4 separate regions of the Homo sapiens genome follow, and all the other regions are linked to region 4. Evidence: chromatin loops called from intact Hi-C (ENCODE). Cell type or tissue: IMR-90. All regions are shown on one strand. Links, peaks and the distances in the headings refer to the core of each region. The heading gives the core; the rest is flanking DNA. Region 1 holds the start of LOC105379048 (a long non-coding RNA gene). Region 2 overlaps BHMT (betaine--homocysteine S-methyltransferase). Region 3 holds the start of LOC124901013 (a long non-coding RNA gene). Region 4 overlaps DMGDH (dimethylglycine dehydrogenase).

What was found. A loop is a pair of places that touch in the nucleus more often than their neighbours do. Peaks named below come from ENCODE experiments on the same cell type or tissue, not always from the same donor. Only the 100,000 strongest peaks of a DNase experiment are listed, where the experiment ranks them.
Region 1: it touches region 4 in a loop (7-fold over the local background); 26 of 110 quality-filtered maps call a loop at or near these places.
Region 2: it touches region 4 in a loop (13-fold over the local background); 101 of 110 quality-filtered maps call a loop at or near these places.
Region 3: a loop joins it to region 4, with 6 times the contacts of the local background. A loop is called at or near these places in 24 of 110 quality-filtered maps.

What each region holds. Positions count from the first base shown.
Region 1 is chr5:79,855,391-79,859,989 of GRCh38, forward strand. It overlaps LOC105379048 (a long non-coding RNA gene), which reads left to right and starts at 4,471. Exons shown (of 3, transcript XR_948500.3): 1 at 4,471-4,550. In IMR-90, for the core only: a CTCF peak has its summit at 2,927 (motif pointing left); no DNase peak of the experiment used is centred there; H3K27me3 peaks cover 644 bases.
Region 2 is chr5:79,131,698-79,136,296 of GRCh38, forward strand. It overlaps BHMT (betaine--homocysteine S-methyltransferase), which reads left to right. Exons shown (of 8, transcript NM_001713.3): 8 at 1-591. Among named protein-coding and RNA genes, the nearest start is that of BHMT, 22 kb to the left of the region's middle. In IMR-90, for the core only: CTCF peaks have their summits at 1,534 (motif pointing left) and 2,122 (motif pointing right); DNase peaks (open chromatin) are centred at 1,524 and 2,174; H3K4me3 peaks cover 592 bases; H3K27ac peaks cover 472 bases; H3K27me3 peaks cover 93 bases.
Region 3 is chr5:79,544,681-79,549,279 of GRCh38, forward strand. LOC124901013 (a long non-coding RNA gene) reads right to left here and starts at 2,955. Exons shown (of 2, transcript XR_007058839.1): 1 at 2,774-2,955. LOC105379047 (a long non-coding RNA gene) reads left to right here and starts at 2,893. Exons shown (of 3, transcript XR_948497.3): 1 at 2,893-2,964. In IMR-90, for the core only: no CTCF peak of the experiment used is centred there; a DNase peak (open chromatin) is centred at 2,251.
Region 4 is chr5:79,023,040-79,027,638 of GRCh38, forward strand. DMGDH (dimethylglycine dehydrogenase) reads right to left here. Exons shown (of 16, transcript NM_013391.3): 13 at 3,385-3,542; 14 at 1,232-1,291. Among named protein-coding and RNA genes, the nearest start is that of ARSB, 40 kb to the left of the region's middle. In IMR-90, for the core only: a CTCF peak has its summit at 2,119 (motif pointing right); a DNase peak (open chromatin) is centred at 2,152; H3K4me3 peaks cover 181 bases; H3K27me3 peaks cover 659 bases.

The DNA of each region.
Region 1 (4,599 bases), core at 457-4,456, 830 kb after region 4:
TCAAGACTTTTTTTTGCAAGTGATAAGAAACAATTCAAATTGGTTTAATAAAAAAAGAGATATATTGCCTCATATAACTGGTAAGTCCAGGGTAGTCCACATTCAGACGCATTCAGTGGCTCAAAGACATTGAGACTTATTTTTACTCCTACGCTGTATTCTACTTTCCTCTGTTGGCTCAGGACTCTTCTCTTTATGGTGACAAAATAGCAGTCAGGAACTCCATTCTATCTTCTGCCGCAGGAGGAACAAACAGTTCCAATGGTTGCCATTACATGCTCACCTCTGAGCCAATCTCTGGGGCCAAGAGGTGGCTATGCTCGGATGTGAAGCCACACTCAGCTCTGACTTGCTGGTCTTGGAGAGAGCAGCACCTCAACCTGGACACTGAAAATGGGATGCTGAGGGTGGGAGAGGGTTGGTTCCCTAGAGGAACACTGGGGTGCTGCTCCCAGAAGAAGGTAGAATTGACACAACCAAGACAGTGACTATCCACTACAGAAACCAAGGGAAGAACTTCAGGGAGGGTTGTAGTCAACAGTGACAAATGATGCGGAGAGGATGACGAAGAGAAGTGAATGGGCACAGACTTCAGACATGGTGGCTGAGTCATTTGTTTCTTTCAAAGATTGTAAATATGTGAGGAAAACAGATTTTAGTGGGTGAAGGGATGGGTGGGAGTAGAAACACTACAAAGGCAGGCAGGCATCTGCTATTTCAAAGAAGTCCATCCGTGAAAGGAAGCAGACAGACTAGCTTTCCCCCAATTCTGTCCCACAATTACTGAGCGAGACGCCGTGCTAGGAATTGGAGCCCCAAGATTAATAATTCCCAGTCTACATTCTCAAGAAGCTCAACGCTTGGAAAGGAAGAGATAATTGTAAATGAATAAATTATGGGGAGAAGGAATACGTCATGATTCCAAGGTTTCAGAGCGGGAAGTTACAACAATGAGAAGCTGATATTAAGCCAGAGCTATCACAGAAGACAGAATGATGAAATCAGTCTGAGTGTACAAGGAAAGGCTTTTCAGGGGAGGTGGTACCTGAGCTGGGTTTTGTAGAATGAATGGGAGCTCATTTTAGGAAGCAAGATGGGGAAAGCAGTGCCAGGCAAAAGCAAACATTCCTTAAGAGGTTCACAGACGCGTACTGCTACAGGGAAAACTCCAGAGGATGGGAAGAGTAGGCAGGGAGGCCTGTGTGATATGCTGAGGGGTGTGGGGCAGGGGCAGTGAAGGGTTTTTAGGTCAGTGCAAGGCAATGTCAGATTAGCGTGCTAGAAGAACCTCTCTGGACTCAGTCTGGAGGGAAGCCTGGGGGAGACCGAGGGGCCAGTTCAGAGGATGTGTTGATAGTCATGTAAAGGAGTGACCAAGTCCAGCACAAAGAAGGCGGGGACAGGGAAGAGGGGAAAGAGTGAGAGGAGCACCAGGAGAGGGGAGAGCCCGTAAGACAGTGAGAGGGAGGCAAGCTTTGAAGACAGGTGATGGGGCTGAGGGCAGGAGGAAATGCATCCCTGGAGAGGGTGACGCCAGAGGTGCAGGTGGGAAACGGGTAATGGGAGGAGGCAGAGAAGGTGGGCTCAGGCATGGGTGGAGGCGGAGAGAGGCCAAGCAGTCAGAGAGGAGGAAAGATGGAGAATATGGATAAGAACCCAGGGCAAGAGTGAGAGAGGCAGGAGAACAGTTGAAGAGCTTTCCTTCTCTCCATGAAGAAAGCAGTGAGGGCCAGGCATGGTGGCTCATCCCTGTAATCCCAGCACTTTGGGAGGCCGAGGTGGGCGGATCACCTGAGGTCAGAGGTTCAAGACCAGCCTGGCCAACTTGGTGAAACCCCCGTCTCTACTAAAAATACAAAATGTAGTTGGGCGTGGTGGCAGGGGCCTGTAATCCCTACTACTTAAGAGGCTGAGGCAGGAGAATCGCTTGAACCCAGGAGACGGAGGCCGCAGTGAGCCAAGATTGTGCCACTGCTCTCCAGCCTGGGTGAAGAGTGAGACTCCGTCTCAAAAAAAAAAAAAAAAAAAAAAAGAAAAGAAAAAAGAAAAAGAAAGCAGTGAGATCACCTGTCACTATATGTGGGCTGCAAATTTCCCTTTGGGGAAAATGGGGATAGTAACAGAAGCAATGGATCACTGAATCACATCAACTCCACCCCAGCTGTCCCCTCCTCTCCATTCTTCTGCCATTTGCCTCTCCCAGGTCTTCATTAACTATACCAGTGGTTCTCAGGGTGGGTGTGGGGTGCTTGAACCAACCTTGATCATCCTGGGAGCTCCTTAAAACTCTCACCCACCCTAGCATCTGATTCAGGAGGTCTAGAGTGAGCCATGGGCATGTGTGTTTCCAGAAAATCTCATATAGGAGAGATTCTGAAATGTATCACACAACTTAGAATTACTAAGGTTCATAGGACTGAGTCCCGGAATTTGCCATGTTGTGGGAGAAGACGGGGTGGAATCATTTGCAGAAGCTAGGTGGGTGTAAGTGACTCAGGAAAGGAGGACAAGGAGGAGGTGGCTGTGCCAGCAGATACGGGAAGGAGCGGGGGCTCCTATTCTCACATTCAGCAGATACGCCTCTCCCAAGCATCACTAGGCCAATCCCCACCCTTCCCAGGCTGCCCTTTTTATAACTTTATTTCCCCTTCAGTATTTCCCTTGATGTTCACTTTAGCCTGTGGGCCACCAGCATCAACATGCAGGGTCACAAAATGTGATTTGCCAGTGAGCACACAACAGACTAAGAACTATCAAAGCTGAGCTGAGGATAATCATGATTTTCTGAAATATCATGGCCATTCTTCTGAAGGCAAGGAATAAAACTGGGGAGAAAACCCACCCCCACACACACGGAAACTTGACAATGAAAAGGCACTGGGTACCTTCAAAAGTTGCACGAGTTTGTGTGCAGCACTGCCCTCTGCTGGTCAGAATCAGACCTGCAGCTGTAAGGCAACAGCATCTGACTTCTGGATTTTACGGTAAAGAGGACAGGTTAGTTGGGCTTCCGAGTCATTGTAGGTCAAGTCACACACTATCATTAAGTCCACATGTGTGACTCTTCAGGTACAAACTGAGCCTGAAACTTTAGGCTTGGAGGTTTCCAGTTAACTATATTCAAATAAAGACGCAACTGCCTAGGAAAAACACGAAGTCCCTGAATAATTTCTTTGTAAAATATTTGGGTGTGCATGTAATGGATACAGTCACCTGGAGACAAGTTGCAGAGGTAGAAATCTTTCCTGGAGTCAATGAATGAATTTTTTAAAAGTCTGATAATTCTATGCTGTTAATAATCATGGCCAACATTTACTGAACATATATGGTTATTGGCATCTTCTGTGCATTACATCAACTAACTTTCCTAACAACCCAATAAGACAAGAACAATTATCATCTGTACTTATAGATGAGGTAACAGGTATAAAAGAGTCCAAGGCCACAAAATCTTGGCAGAGAAAGAGATTACACCCAGAACTTACTATACAGCCTCCTTGTTAAGGTCATACCAACTGCTTTATTACATAGACACCAAAATACGTAATTGCTCTAACATCATAGATGTTTTATTTTGTGCTTCTATAATGGTCCCAAGTAGGTGTTTCTTGTGACTGGGTGCCTCTCCTCCTCCAGGTGCTGCAATTCCGGGACTCAGATTCCTTCAGGCTTGTGGCTCCTCCACCATGATCTGGGTCTGGTTATTTTCATACACATCTAGCCACCCAGAAGAAGAGAAAAGAGCAAGGAGAAGGCACTCCTGCTTCTTAAAAAACAGCTGTGGCTCACAGGCCAATGGAAAGAACTATTCTTCTGGCCACACGTAGATGCAAAGGAGGCTGGGAAATGCTGTCTCTGGCTGGTCAGCCTCTTTCCAGCACCAGTGCCACATCATGAAAGGGGAGGCAGGGATTTTGGTGGTCAAGGGCCACCTCTGCCCTCTCTCTAGTAAATATGATGGATGGTTCACTGATTTAAGCCACACCTTTGGCCACTACCCCAGGTGAACACCACAGCGAGGTCCTGAGACTGGGTTCCTTTAGCAATAAATCCTTGGAAGGTGCCTTTCCTCTTGACAAAGCACTTTTACACCTTTACATTTAAATTATCCTATTTAATAATTTAATTATTCCATTTCATCCTCACAACTCCTGTGAGGTGGGTTAATTGCCTTTATTTCACAGCTAAGGAAAATGAGGCTAAGCCGTCGGGTGGTTGCCCAAATTCCTACAGCTGGGATTCAACCAGTTTATTCTCGTTGCCAGATCCTGGAAATAGTGGCAGCTGCTAAGCTTAAGTGGAGTTTGACCAAAAAGCTTTATGGTAGAGAGAGAGAAGTGGGCAGAGCTGTGAGCAGAAACAGGCACTCACAAATTCGTGGCCTGAAACGACACTGCTCATTAAACCTTGTGACTTTTGGTCCAGTCTCTGCCAGAAATTCTAAAGTTGGAAAAAGTTGAGAGAGAAGGGAGGAGTGACAACTGCAGGCTGCTGGAGAAACAGCAAGGTTCTCAGAATTTTTCTTCTACCTTGATCAAATGTCACAGAAGGTATAGAACCATGACTTACATTTCACAATTTAATGATTTACATTGCAGA
Region 2 (4,599 bases), core at 206-4,205, 110 kb after region 4:
TTATGACCCACTACTGGGTTTGGATCCACAGTTTGAAAAATATTGCTACAAGACACTTAAGGAGACCATCCTGTTTAAGTTTATTCTTATAAGTAGGTCAGTCATATGAGACCTGATCAATAAATATCCAATACCCAGAGTCCTGCTCTCAGAGTTCTTCTGTTTCGTGACCCACTTTTCTACCAGTAAAAGACATAGACCAATGGGGAGGAGGGGAGGAGAGATGGATATTTCAGCCCTCTCCATCCTAGTCAACACTGGATCCACCTAGTGCCTCTGGGCCATAAGGCTGAGCAGAGTGAGCTTGTATTAGTTGGTAGCTTTTAAAAAATATAATAAGAAAAAAGTAGAGATTCTCCAAACTCTAGCCTGGTTTCCTAGATTGAGAACTATGATATTTTTCTCTGATAATTTAATATCTACTCTCCTACAAAAGCTCAAGCCTGAAGATACAAGACTATTAGAAGAAACATGACTACCCTCAGTGTATTAGAAAAGAGGTCATGCAGCTTTCTAAACATTATTGAATTGTTTGAGCTGTTTTGAAATTGTAATTCTTTTCAGCTATTAAAAAGAAGAGCAATGAGACTATATTGCTTGTATTTTATTCTTATCCTGGTTCTACAATTTGCTAAGTCTTACATGAAACCTCTATACCTCAATTTCTTCACCTATTTAAAAGAAAAACCTACTTCACAAGTATGCTGGAATTTTAAAGGAGCAGGTGGCAGTATTTAAAAGGAAAAGAGGCCCTACTGGCTCTTTCTGGAGAGCCAGTCAGGGAATTCTAGAAAACAAAAATAGGCCAGGTGTGGTGGCTTACGCCTGTAATCCCAGCACTTTGGGAGGTGGACGGATTACTTGAGGATAGGAGTTCAAGACCAGTTTGGCCAACATGGTGAAACCCTGTCTCTACTAAAAATACAAAAATTAGCCAGGTGTGGTGGCACACACCTGTAGTCCCAGCTATTCGGGAGGCTGAGGCATGAGAATCACTTGAACCTGGGAGGCAGAGGCTGCAGTGAGCTGAGATTGCACCACTGCACTCCAGCCTGGGAGACAGAGTGAGACTCTGTCAAATAAATAAATAAATGGAAAGGCAAAGAAATTGCTAGAATTTTGTTACTAAGAGTTAATAATCCACCCCTAATCCCTCAATGCACAGAAACAGAGCCAAAGCAGCACAACTTTCAGAGGCTGCATATGGCTAGTGGAAACAAGAGTGAACTCCACTTGTTTTTTGTTTTTTGTTTTTTTTTTTGGCAAAGTTGTTATCTATCATTTCTCTTATATTCTCAAACCAAGCTCAGTATTTAAAGCTTTCACTCACAGATGACATTTTATTGGACTTGCTGTTCTATTACTGTGTAAAATGCATGTTCCTTTAATATTCTTTTCAGAGTTTTGTTGCCACCAAAATATTATAACCTTTAATCATTTTTATATCCATCGTTTTTTAAAATATTTTTCTGAAAAGGAGCTATGGTAAAGACATTCTTGAATTAAATTATATGTCAACACTGCCTCCTAGTGGTATAGTTCATATTTTGAAATTGTTTTTAAAATTTCAGTCCCTCCTCCAAACATGTGCATTTTATTTCCAGAAATCTTGTTCATTAAGAGAGAAAGCTCATTTAATACCTAAGAGTTGATTTATGTTAAATAGACATTTCTCACTGGTAAATATTTTTTATGGACTCCGAACCAGAGGGACCTTAGAGATCAAAAGTCCAAACTATCCTTTTAAGGATAAGATTACCAAGGCAGGATGCAAAGTCAGGAAGCACTTCTCACTATTCCAAGGCTGTCAAGAAAGACGGCTTTAGCTTAGCCTTTTGTAGGAAGGGTTGGGGAAGCTGGGGGGCAGTACCAGAACAGATGGTCCACAAAACTAAGGAGTCATCCTCCAGCCAGGAATAAAATAAAGGTCTTTGGCGTTACTCAGAGTAAACATGAACTCACTAAATAAACTGTTTGCAGTTTGTACTCTGACACTTCTACACACTGTAGCAAACCACCTTTGGATAAGACAGCCAAGCCAACGCAGACCCCTAAAGGAAACAAGAACTGCGCAGGAATGAATCAAGAACATCCGTTCCCAACTTCTCCAGATGGGGGCAGCAGGTCGCCAGCAGGAAATGCATGAGTAACCTTATTTTGTTTGAACTTAAGTTATTTCATCAGGCTAAGCTCTAACAGTTTTGGTCAGTTTTTTCTTAAGACATGTGGATCTTTGAATCACATCCAGGACAACGCACCCATCAAGAAAAGCCTTTAACAAGTTTGAGTCAGGAATTAAAAAAGAGGAAGGAAGGGAGAAAGGGAGGGAAAAAGGGAGGGAGAACGGGAGGGAAGGAAAGAAAGGAGAGAGGGAGGGAGGGAGGAGAGAGGCAGGGAGGGAGGAAGGAGGGCGGGGAGGGACTGCAGGAGAGCAGGCAGGCAGGCAGGCTTTATGCATCTCCAACTAGATCCCCATTTTCCCCAGAAACGTTTTTTTTTTTCCAGCCTTCAGCACACTGAAGGGCTTGAGGGCTTTATAGACTGTTCTCCCAAATAGCCTCCTTGATAGTCAATAACATCCACTCAGTCAGTCTGGAACCTCCCACGTGTTACCTGCCAGGTCAAGGACCCTGGCTCTTAGATAACAAAGGAGGAAGAAGTCAATTTCAAGAGAGAAAAATAGGACTTATGAACGGCTTCAGAAATAGTATGCCTGGTGGGATGTTAAACGACAGAATTAGAGATAGCAAGGTATAATATTTCTAAACATCTTCAGGAAGGAATATTTAGTGTTTGAACAGAAAATGATGAAAGGCAGGCAAATGCAAAGAATTCTCAAAAATGGTAACAGGAAGGGTAGGATCCTTTGGTAAAATTGGTGGGAGTGTGGTGAGAGAAAGGAATGGCCAGAAAATGCTTCCGGTTTTCAAGCAGCTGGAGGCATTCTGTTGGCATTGGATAGATGAAAAATTAAGATGATGGAAAATGAGAGAGACAGATGTCATCATTTATGCTGCTGTGAGTTACAGGAATAATACCAAACAAGTCATGTACAGCAAAACAGTAAAAACAGGTTAATTTATATGCCATGAAATCAAACGCATGATCATTTTAACTTGTGGTTAGATGGTTAGATGTTTACATTTAAATTTATTAAAGCTTCCAGGCTGGGCACGGTGGCTCACGCCTATAATCCCAGCAGTTTGGGAGGCCAAGGCAGGCAGATCACTTGAGGTCAGGAGTTCAAGACTAGCCTGCCAACATGGTGAAACCCCATCTCTACTAAAAACGCAAAACTTAGCTGGGCGTAGTGGCAGGCGCCTGTAATCCCAGCTACTTGGGAGGCTGAGGCAGGAGAATCACTTGAACTTGGGAGGCGGAGGTTGCAGTGAGCCGAGATCGCACCACTGCACTCTAGCTTGGGCAACAAGAGTGAAACTCCATCTCAAAAAAATAAATAAATAAAAATAAAAATAAATAAATTTATGAAAGTTTCCTATGTAAATACTTACATGAAATGTATTAAGGGAAACATTTCACTTATTTTTAATAAAAAGATATTTCTCTAAATGCCTGAACTATCTTTAGCAGTCATCACTTGCATGCAAACTGTTAATGTACCCTTCAGAAATTATTCCAGTTTGTTCTTTTGGGCAGGTTCAGTAAGACCTCTGCTTGGCCCCATTCTGTGGTTATTTGTTCCAATTTACTACATGATCTTGAAAGGAAAAAGCTGAATATCTTTTTAAATAGTTCAGACTTTTTCTCAAGTCAGCCTGGTCATTCTTCCAATTATTCTGACTTAATGAGATTTTACTGTTCTTTGCAAAAGTTAACGTCCTAAACACCTGAGGTAGCTTAGTGGAATTCACCTATGGCTCAAAAACACTAGTGGCACATAGCAGAAAAAGCAAGGAAGACATTTAGAATCAAGACTTTGGGGTGCAAGTCCTAGCTTTGCCCCAACTCCCTGCAGAACATTGGGTAAATCACCCCACTTCTCTGTCCTTCAATTTTCTCAACTGTAGGATAACAAGTTTCTAATGCCTTGCTGGAAAACTCCACAGTTGTTTGCGATTTGATGATATAAATAAATAATAGCCTCATCATTGTCAATAAATATTTACTGAATGCCACTTGGTGGTATGTTTCCAGCGGACTGAAATTGTTAATTAATTATTCCCCTGGCTAAACAGACAGCCGACTAAAACAAGTAACACTGTTCAGAGGGCAGGGAAAATGTTACTACCCTAGACTCAGCCTGGTGCTGAAAAATGAAAATGTCATTCCTCCCCACAGGTACTGTTTTCTAAGGAGACTTGGGTCTGTGGTTTTTCATATTATGAACTGTTTCTATTTTCAAGGTTCAGAATTCTTTGTAGATTTGCATAAGCTAAATATTCTAAAAATCATCAAGTGAGTAATTTTTGGTTTAGAGTCCTTCATCTACCTAGGAAGGGAGAGAGCTGGCTTCTCACATTTTGAGAATAGGAGAGTGGAATTTGGGAGCTAGACACCTCAGGATTTTTTTCCTTCCATCAGGCCATTCTCAGCAGCTTGATGACTCCCAGATTTCTCTCTCCAGCCTGGACTACTCCC
Region 3 (4,599 bases), core at 253-4,252, 520 kb after region 4:
GGAGACTCCTTACCTTCATGTCCAGCTGCCCAGTCACTATCTGGAGGCATTTATAACAGAGGAGTCAGTGGCACAGTCAGATTCCCTTGGAATGCTCTAGAGTTGCACTAATTTACATGTACACAATTTAATTTATACCACCATTTCCATAAACATGATGGACCGGTTCTGATTCACCTATAGCCAGCTGTGGATATAGCACACTGGCAGTTTTTCTCCTGCCTCTTGAAACCTATTTTCAGAATGAGACTAATAGCTAAGGTTAATTTAGAACTTACTATGTGATACCCACTGTACTAAGAACTTTTCATATACTGCCTCATTTAATCATTTAATCTTCTATCCTGTGAGGTAAGTACTATTATTATGCACATGTTACAGAGGAGGAAACGGAGGCACGAACTTGTGCCAAGGCCATATAATTTTTACAGGAGGATCTAGGGTTCATATTCAAGTCTGTCTAACTCCAAAGCCCATACTTTTGCCTTATACTGCAATCTTCTCCAGTCCCTGAAGGAAAGCAATGTTTCTGTTAAGAGGAAGGGGAAAGGTGTAAATGGGTTTTAAAGTGAACACAATGAATCTTAGGCAAACTTTTTTTAAAAAGCACATTTGTTTTTGGTGCCTGCCCACCTCCATTTCTCCATTTCGGTGTGTCTTTCTCCTACATTGTTACATTTCTTCTGTGGTTTGAGTACAAATTTAATAAAGCCATTGATTCTGTTACAATATTTACTATTTACAAAACAAAAGCTGTGCACAGTGGCTAATCCCAGCATTTCGGGAGGCCTAGACGGGCGGATTGCTTGAGCCCAGGAGTTTGAGACCAACCTGGGCAACATGGCAAAACCCTATCTCTATAAAAAATACAAAAAAAATTAGCTGGGCGTGCTGGCACATGCCTGGTGGTCCCGGCCACTCAGGAGGCTGAGGTGGGAAGATCTCCTGAGCCCAGGAAATTGAGACTGCAGTGAGCCAAAATCGTGCCATTGCACTCCCGCCCGGACAACAGAGTGAGACCCTGTCTCAAATAAATAAATAAATAAATAGATAATCAAATCTGATTATCTAATCTTTGTCACAGTTTTCTATCCTCTAATTTCTTAAGATATGCCAGCTTCATTTCCTTTCACTGGCCCTGTTGCCTGTGACAGACACTGGTGCTGCTTAGCAGAGAGAGGAAGCCATTCCACTGTCCCATATGGGCCCTAACACCAGTCCCTTCTTTGCTCTTTCACTCCTCAGTGAAGACCTTCTTGGATCATTTCCAAATCTCTTGGTCCTTATTACTAAAATGTCGATGTGAATGGATTGTCCATCAGAAATCTGGCCTCTGAGAGCATTCCTCAAGTTATGCTGACAGTCAACATAGCCATGAATTCATATTTGCACACAGCTTCTTAGGAAAAGAATTCTCAGGCAAAATAACTGCAGTGTGTTCTGGTTTGTAAACCAAACATGTTTGATTTGTCATATACCATTCAAATTTTAAAACCTTTAAGTTTTAGTGAGTTGAGTGCTCTTATTTTACAGATGAGGAAATGAAAATCCTGAGAAGCTAAGAAATATCCTAAAATCACACAACTTATTAATGCTTGTACGGAATTAGGAACTAGATCTTCTTATCATATCTCTTCTAGTGAACAAACAATAAGGCCAAAGTTAGTATGATGTGACAGTGGAGCACTTTGCTAGGAATGAAGACAGCCAGGTTTAATGCCCAATTTTGCTACTAAATGTGACATTAGATTAAACTTTTACTCTCTCTGGACCAATTTCTTCAACTATAACCTGATGGATTTGATCTAGAAGTGCCCAGTAAGATAGTCACTAGCCACACATGTAACTATGGAGCACTTACAGTGAAACTAGTCAAAATTAACATGTTCTGTAAGTGTAAAATACCCACTGGATTTCAAAGACTTAGTACCACACCAAGAATGTAAAATATCTCACTACAAAACAATTTTTATATTAATTGCATGTTGAAATGATAATGTTTGGATATTTTGGATTAAATAAAACATATTACTAAAATAATTTTTACCAGTTTTTTTTCTTTTTTAATGTGGCTACAAGCAAATTTAAAATTAACTGGATGGCTTGTATTATCTTTCTACTGGATATGTTACTGTAGGAGACTTCTCAGGTTTCTTTTAGATCAGAGGTCAGCAAACTTTTTCAGGAAAGGGCTGGAGAGTAAATATTTTTGCCTTTTGTGGGCCACACGGTCTCTGTTGCAACTGTTCGTCTCTGGCCTTGTAGCACTAAAGCAACCACAGAATACATAAACAAATGTGTGTAGCTGTATTTCAATAAAACTCTAGATACCAAAACAAGCGATGGGCCAGATGTGGTCTACAAGCTAACTGTAGTTTGCCATGTACGTTCCTTGGGTCTATTCACATTTTCCTCCATTCAACGTTTACTGAAAAGCTGTTATCTATTTAAAGACATTTAGAATAAAGAGCCAGCCTCTGCCTTGAGCCTAGGGAGGAGCCAGGAACATAAACACACAAGCCAGCAGGATACAATGTGAACAACACTGTGATCAAGGAGATTGGAGAAGGCTTCTTAGGGGAGTAACAGCTGAGTTAGGATTCTGCAGAATGAATATGCAGTTTTCCAGATTCAGGAAAGGTTTTATCTAGGGAAACATAATAGCACACATAAGGTGACGTGTGTTTATGGCAGCCGGGGAGTACTGTGGTGGTGATAGTGGGAAGTGAGATGGCAAAGAGGAAAAGGGCCAGATGATGATTAAATGCCTTACCTGCCGCAGTGAGAGCATACACACATGCTCTGATAGCACTTCTTAGACGGGAATTCTGAGGGTCAAAGCATGCCATCCTGGGGTTGGCCCATGGCAGCACCAGCCATGAAGAGCAGCCAGCCTGGCAGGTGTGGAGAGGCCCCAGAGAACCACAGAAGCAGCCGCAGAAGTGATGAGTGAGCAATCTCCAGGTAACTAGATCTGTTTTGCAACAGGGGCTGAAAACCTAACCTAATGCTGGCCACCAATAGGGCTAAACAGTGTTAGCAGGTACTGTCAGCAGGCCTCAGGCAGAAGCAGACAAGAAGGGTAAGAAGTAAAGGAGAGGGAGGAAAGGAGTTGAAAGAATAAGAGAATGAGGTGAAAGCTGAAGTCCCCACAGAGGTAACAAAGTACTGATTGATTTCCTGAGGACACCCTCAGTGGTGCTGGGTGGGAGGCTGCTGAGGGCCTGTAGGCTAAGTTCGGGGATTGTTGGCCTAAACTGTGCATTGGAATCTTTTATGTAATTGGAATTTTTAAAAAATCATAATGTGGAGTATAATGGCATATCTTTAAAATTATAAATATATATGAGGCATATGTGAACGAATGAAAGACAAAAGAGAGAAAGAAGGTGTACAGGAAGGGAAAAAGAAAGAAGAAAATGAAAACATGATTGATTGCAAAATAAGTAAATAAATGAATAAGTACTCATGCCTGGGTCCCACCCCTGGAAATTCTGGTTTAACTGGAATCAGGGCCCAGACATGAGTAATTTTAAAAGATGATTCCAGTGCACAGCCAGGGTTAAGCACCACTGATTTGGTTTAATAGAAGCTGAAGTGATGTCCCATATCTACTTGGCTGGTAAGTAGGTACTCAGTAGAGGTTTTTTCAAGGTGAGAGGAAAAAAAAAAAGGAAGGTACACAAAAAAAGGCAGGAAAGCAACAGAAATAGAGAACCTAAACCCATTCTCATATGCTTGAAAGCAATTTAAACTACAGTTATAGTAGGTTAGTGTTGTTATCTGTTGTATGTGAAATGGACAACATGAAATACAAGAATTTTCTGCATTAACTTGACATGACTAAAATCAGACAGCTTCACCAGAGTTTTTTGGTCTCAGACAATCTAGAGTACTCTCTTTCTCTGGAATTATCAACTCTTAGGTACATGTCTTCTGATGCCCAAAATTGCCAGTCAATTCAGAAAGTAGAATGTTGCTAAGTTGATAAATTGAAGCAGCTGCAGACAACCAGCAAAACCTAAGCTCTGGTTTAGTTTATTTATTTATGTATTATTTATTTATTTATTTTCTGGCAGAAGATCCAACACAAAGATACTTAATAAGAGCATTTAAGTTCAAGAGCAATTAAAAATAGTAAGTTACCTTTTTATACTAGGAGGATTATAAATGGACATTTCTCTGCTTTTGAAATCAAGAATAGAAAATACACAACTATCTCAAAAGACTCAGCCTATCTGATCATCTTATTTTGTACTGCAATTCCAACTTCCTATCTGCCTTTTCTCATTTTTTTTCTCTATAGCACTTCATCTTTTTGCATACTGCATACTTGTTAGTTATTTTGTTATGTCTTCTCCATCTTCACTAGAATGTAAGCTCCATGAGATCAAGATTCTTATCTGTTGTACTCAGGTATACGCTTAGTGCCTATCACAAGTGGGGACTCAATAAATGTTTGTTGAAAAATTGAACAAATTGTTTTAAAACTGTCATTAGTTGGCCGGGCATGGTGGCTCATGCCTGTAATCCCAGCACTTTGGGAGGCCGAGGTGGGTGGTTCACCTGAGGTCGGGAGTTCGAGACCAGTCTGACCAA
Region 4 (4,599 bases), core at 413-4,412:
ACAGAAAGATATTCCCTTTAAAACCCTTTAGGAGGTTCGTTTTCCTAAAATCTCATACTATAAATACACATGTTTTATTTTAATATTATAGCTCAGAATTTGGGAACTGACACAGGGTCATGAAAAAGGTTTCCTTGGCCTGATTGAGTCATATACATGTATTCACGTATTTCCACAGGATGGGAAATCAGTCTTTAGTTTACAACCATCTAGGGCAGGACATTTTATTTTTGGAGTTCTAACAAATATCCTAAACAGTAGCCGCTGCTGCCCTTATTCTTCAATACTACCACTCACCCCAGCTCTATTAAGTTGTTTTATTATAACTCTTAGGCACTGCTCAATGGAGTAACCTCATTTATATTTGTAAGGCTTGTACAGATGAGCTTGGCTGTAATAAATTGGCCTCATGATATGCTTTTCCACTATAATTATTTAGAGTAATGCTTCTCAAACCTTAGATGCATCAGAATCCCCTGCAGGGGTTGTTAAAACAGATTTGTTGGCCTGACTCCCAGAGATTCTGATTTAGTAGTTCTAGGGTGGGACCTGAGAATTAGCATTTCAAACAAGCTCCCAATGAGGCTGATGCTGTTAGTCTGAAGGCTACATTTTAAGAACCACTGATGTAGGAGTTCCCTTTGGAGTGTCTTATCGGTTATGATTATTTGGGCTTATATTAGCTTCTCAGTTAATACCCATTTTATGCCGAAAACGTTTGAAACGTGTTATTTGCTTATATTCAGATGTTGCAGTTACCCACAAAGATGCTTGATAAGCAGATGGACAGATATGCTGAAGTGAGGCTGCTCCACACTGTGAGTATCCAGAAGGATCAATGAATGCACTATGTTTGATCAGCTAATGTGCAATTTCCCAAGTCACCAGGAGTTACTGCAAAATACACAACATGGCGCACTTCCAACATAAATGTCTACTAGAATCTGACAGATAATCTTCTTATCCTTACTAATTTTTATCTTAGAATTTAGATTTAGCCCTTAAAGATGCTGGATTCTGCTATCTTAAATCTGTAAGCACACTCCAATAGTTTGAACTAAGCAAATGTTGACAAAAGAGTAATATGACACAATTGAGCAATGCTAGTATTTATGTTCACCTTGTTTCTCCTATAATCCATACTTGGTTAAATTTTAAAGAATGGCTCTGTCACAAAATAGCATCATAATGTTAAGATTTACTTCAAGCACACTTTGGAATGTAAACATACCTTATTTAACTTCACAAAATATTCCAGTCCAGCTTCCAAAGGATTTGTATCACAGTTCATCTAAAAAGGAAACACACATTTTAAATCTTAGATGAGTGCAAGTCATTTTGGTAACATCACTTTCATATTTGTTTTTAGGAGAAAGAACCCTTTTTGATTTTTCAACACAGATTCTAAAGAAAGGCAAACTATAGACCGGTTTTGAAAACAATTTTTTAATCCAAAATTCGATGTAGCCTTTCAGCAAAACTGGTCATTTGAATATAACAAATATAGAAACTAAAATTCACTGTGTTTCCACAGCTCTCCCATTTTAATAAACATCTGAGGGAATGTACGTGATGTTTCTTCTAGAAACAAGATTTTCACATGTTTTTCTGCAATAATTTTACATAACTACGTTTTGAAAAGTTATTAAACAATTTACTTATCTTACAATTCACCAAGAATCAGGGTAAGGTGGAGGGAAAGCAGATAGTAGGAAGGTGGCTGATAGAGTTCAGGAGAGGAGAAAGGAATAAGCGGAGTTTGAATCTGTATCTCTTCAAATGTGGCCAAGTCACTGTAATAGCTACCAAGTCAGGGCTAACGCCAATATTTGGTAATAGACCTGAAGTTAATGGTTTTTGTTTCTTTCTTCGTTTTGTTGTTTTCTTCGCAGTGAGAGAACTAGTCTAAACCCCCTACAAGCAGTCAAACTTTTAAAGCAACACAGCACCTGCATAAACTAAATGAAAGTACGCTTGTTTTATATGACGTAAAACGTTGCCTCATATTTCTTAATCAATTTGAGCTATTCTAAAATTATATTTATCTGTTCAAAATTTCAGAATTTCTTCAAAGAAAAAAATAAAAATGAAGCACAGAGGATTGCAGTGCCAACACTAGAGGGCGCTCTGGCACTGCTGGGAAATCGGAGGGACGGGAGAAGGAGAAAAGCTCTCCAGAGGAGGTCGCCGGGAGAGGAAATCTGAGAAAATAAAAGGCAGGAGAATGGAGAAATGTCTGACTCCCAAAGGGCTGCTCCTGCTGCTTCATTCCTCGGAGAGTGTGGGGACCGCGCTGTCCTCCGTTTCTGTCCCTGCGCCTAGCCTCGCCTCAGTCCCCAGTTGTAGCTAGAGAATCCCCTAATAGGGGATCTCTCGTGGAGAGCTTGCCCACTTGCTTCTGCGCACTCTAAATGCCCTTGGGTCTCTGCCTGGGCTTTGAAACACACTCTCCCCTTCAATCAAATGCACTTTATTATGTGCTTGGCACTTCCTAGACTCTCTCTACTATCTATGATAATTCTGTAGCATAAAAAATCCATTTTTTAGAAAAGTAAACAGAAGTTCTGGAGGGTTAAGCCAGATAGCTGGTGCGTGGTGGAGGAAAAATTCAAACCCAAGAGTCCCCGCTCTGAGTTCATCTTTTACCACTATCCCTTATCTTACCTTTCAGGTCTAAAACCTCAGTGTCTTCCAAAGAAACAACTACTGAATCTGAAATAGTGACTGGGTCCAGGGATAGCCTGCCATATTGGAAATAAAGTAGGAGAACAGAGTTTAAACCACAGGCTGGCCACTTACTAGGTAATCTGGACCAAGTGGTTCTCTAAGTCTCAGTGTTATTATGCGTAAAATAGAGGTAATGGAGAGTTGAGAAGGAAAATGAAATCATGCATATGAAAATATGTAAATGGTTAAAGCACTATACAAATAGAAACTCTTAATAACCATTATTAATGGTGGAGGAAGGCTGGACCACCACATTCTGGACCATCAACCCTGCCCCTCAGAAAGGAGTGTTAATTCACCAAAAGGTATAAGATAAGAAGAAAATGAAGACGGGCAAAATGACAGAGGAGGAGAGATTTTGAAAAGTGTTACTCTAATCCCATGAGGCAAGCCGGCTCCCCAAAGTCCAAGACAGTTATCTAGGGCTGTCAGCCAACTAGGATGAATTAAGGCAGAATAAACATATGTCAGAATTCCACTGAACTTTCACTTGAGAAATTAAGGAGAAAAACCTCTTCCCCTAATGAAATAAAGTTATCTAATGATATGTAATTTCTCTTACAGCCAAAACCAATGTTATTGCAGTTCAAACCAGCCCTTATATAAAAATGAGATAAATAAACATAAAATGTTAATAAAGATGCTAGCATTTCAAACCTCTAACCCCCAGGCTCTGAAGGCTTTCTCCAGGCGTAAGGCATTCATGGCATAGGTTCCAAAATTGTCGATTCCCTCCTCCTGGCCTGCATTCATGATAGCGTCATACAGCGCCACAGAATCTTCTCTTCTGTGATACAGCTCCCAACCCAGCTCACCTGAAATAAACCCACAGGTGCCACAGCAGGGCAAGAACAATGATCACTAGATCTAATGTGCATTAGCTAGAACACATATAAGCAGGAGAAATTCCACTTATGCAACACAGACATTGTCAGTCTCTAAAAAGACCAGCTCACAAAAAGTTACAAGACCCCACTGCAAAGAAGCCCACCATATCACAGATGCATTTGTGCCGATCCTGACTCCCATGTAGATGGTGGTATGCAGGACACCTCTTGTCATGACACAGAAAGACTATAATACAGGAATTAATCTCCACCCTGGACCCCAGCTTTCTAATGAGGCTTGACTGTTTTCTGGGACAATGACGTTAGGTGAATAGTTAGCATGGCACAGTTTATCAGGGCAACGAGTTCAAGGTTTAAACCAACCCCTTGCCCAAAAATCACAAGCTTAAAAATATAGTTAACTAAGAATTATTCAAGTTATCCTCATAGTGAGAAAGCCATAGTCTCTGACTTCTCCCCCTCCCACTTCTTCCCTAGTCATTTCCTTCACCAACAGAGCTGTGGGCAAAAATCAAAAGAAATTAAATGTAACCCAAAAAATCCTGCTTATTTTTGTGTTCTTGTTTTGTTTTTTTGTCTTGTTTTTTTGTTGAGACAGGGTCTCACTATGTTGCCCAGGCTGGTCCTGAACTCCTGGGACAATCAATCAGTCCTCCCACTCTGGCCTCCCAAAGTGCTGGGATTACAGGTATGAGCCACTGCATCCAGCCCTGCTCATTTTTTATTCTAGAATTTGCCAACGTTGGGTGGAAGAAGGGCAGGGAAAAGGTATAGCAGCAGCCCAGAGAAAGAGCTATGGTCTTTAATCTCTGTGTTCTCCTGTTTCCCAAGGTGGAGGGCTCATGGTAAGGTGTTTTTATGGGATACCACAGAATAGGAGCAACATATAATTGAATGAATGCCTGGGCATGCAGTACTCCTGTGAGAGACAAGGAGGTCTAGAAAAACTTAGAAGGGAGCCCAGAGCACCACTGGGGAACTGAAGAGCATTCATTCATCTCTGTATCAAATACCTACCATGTGC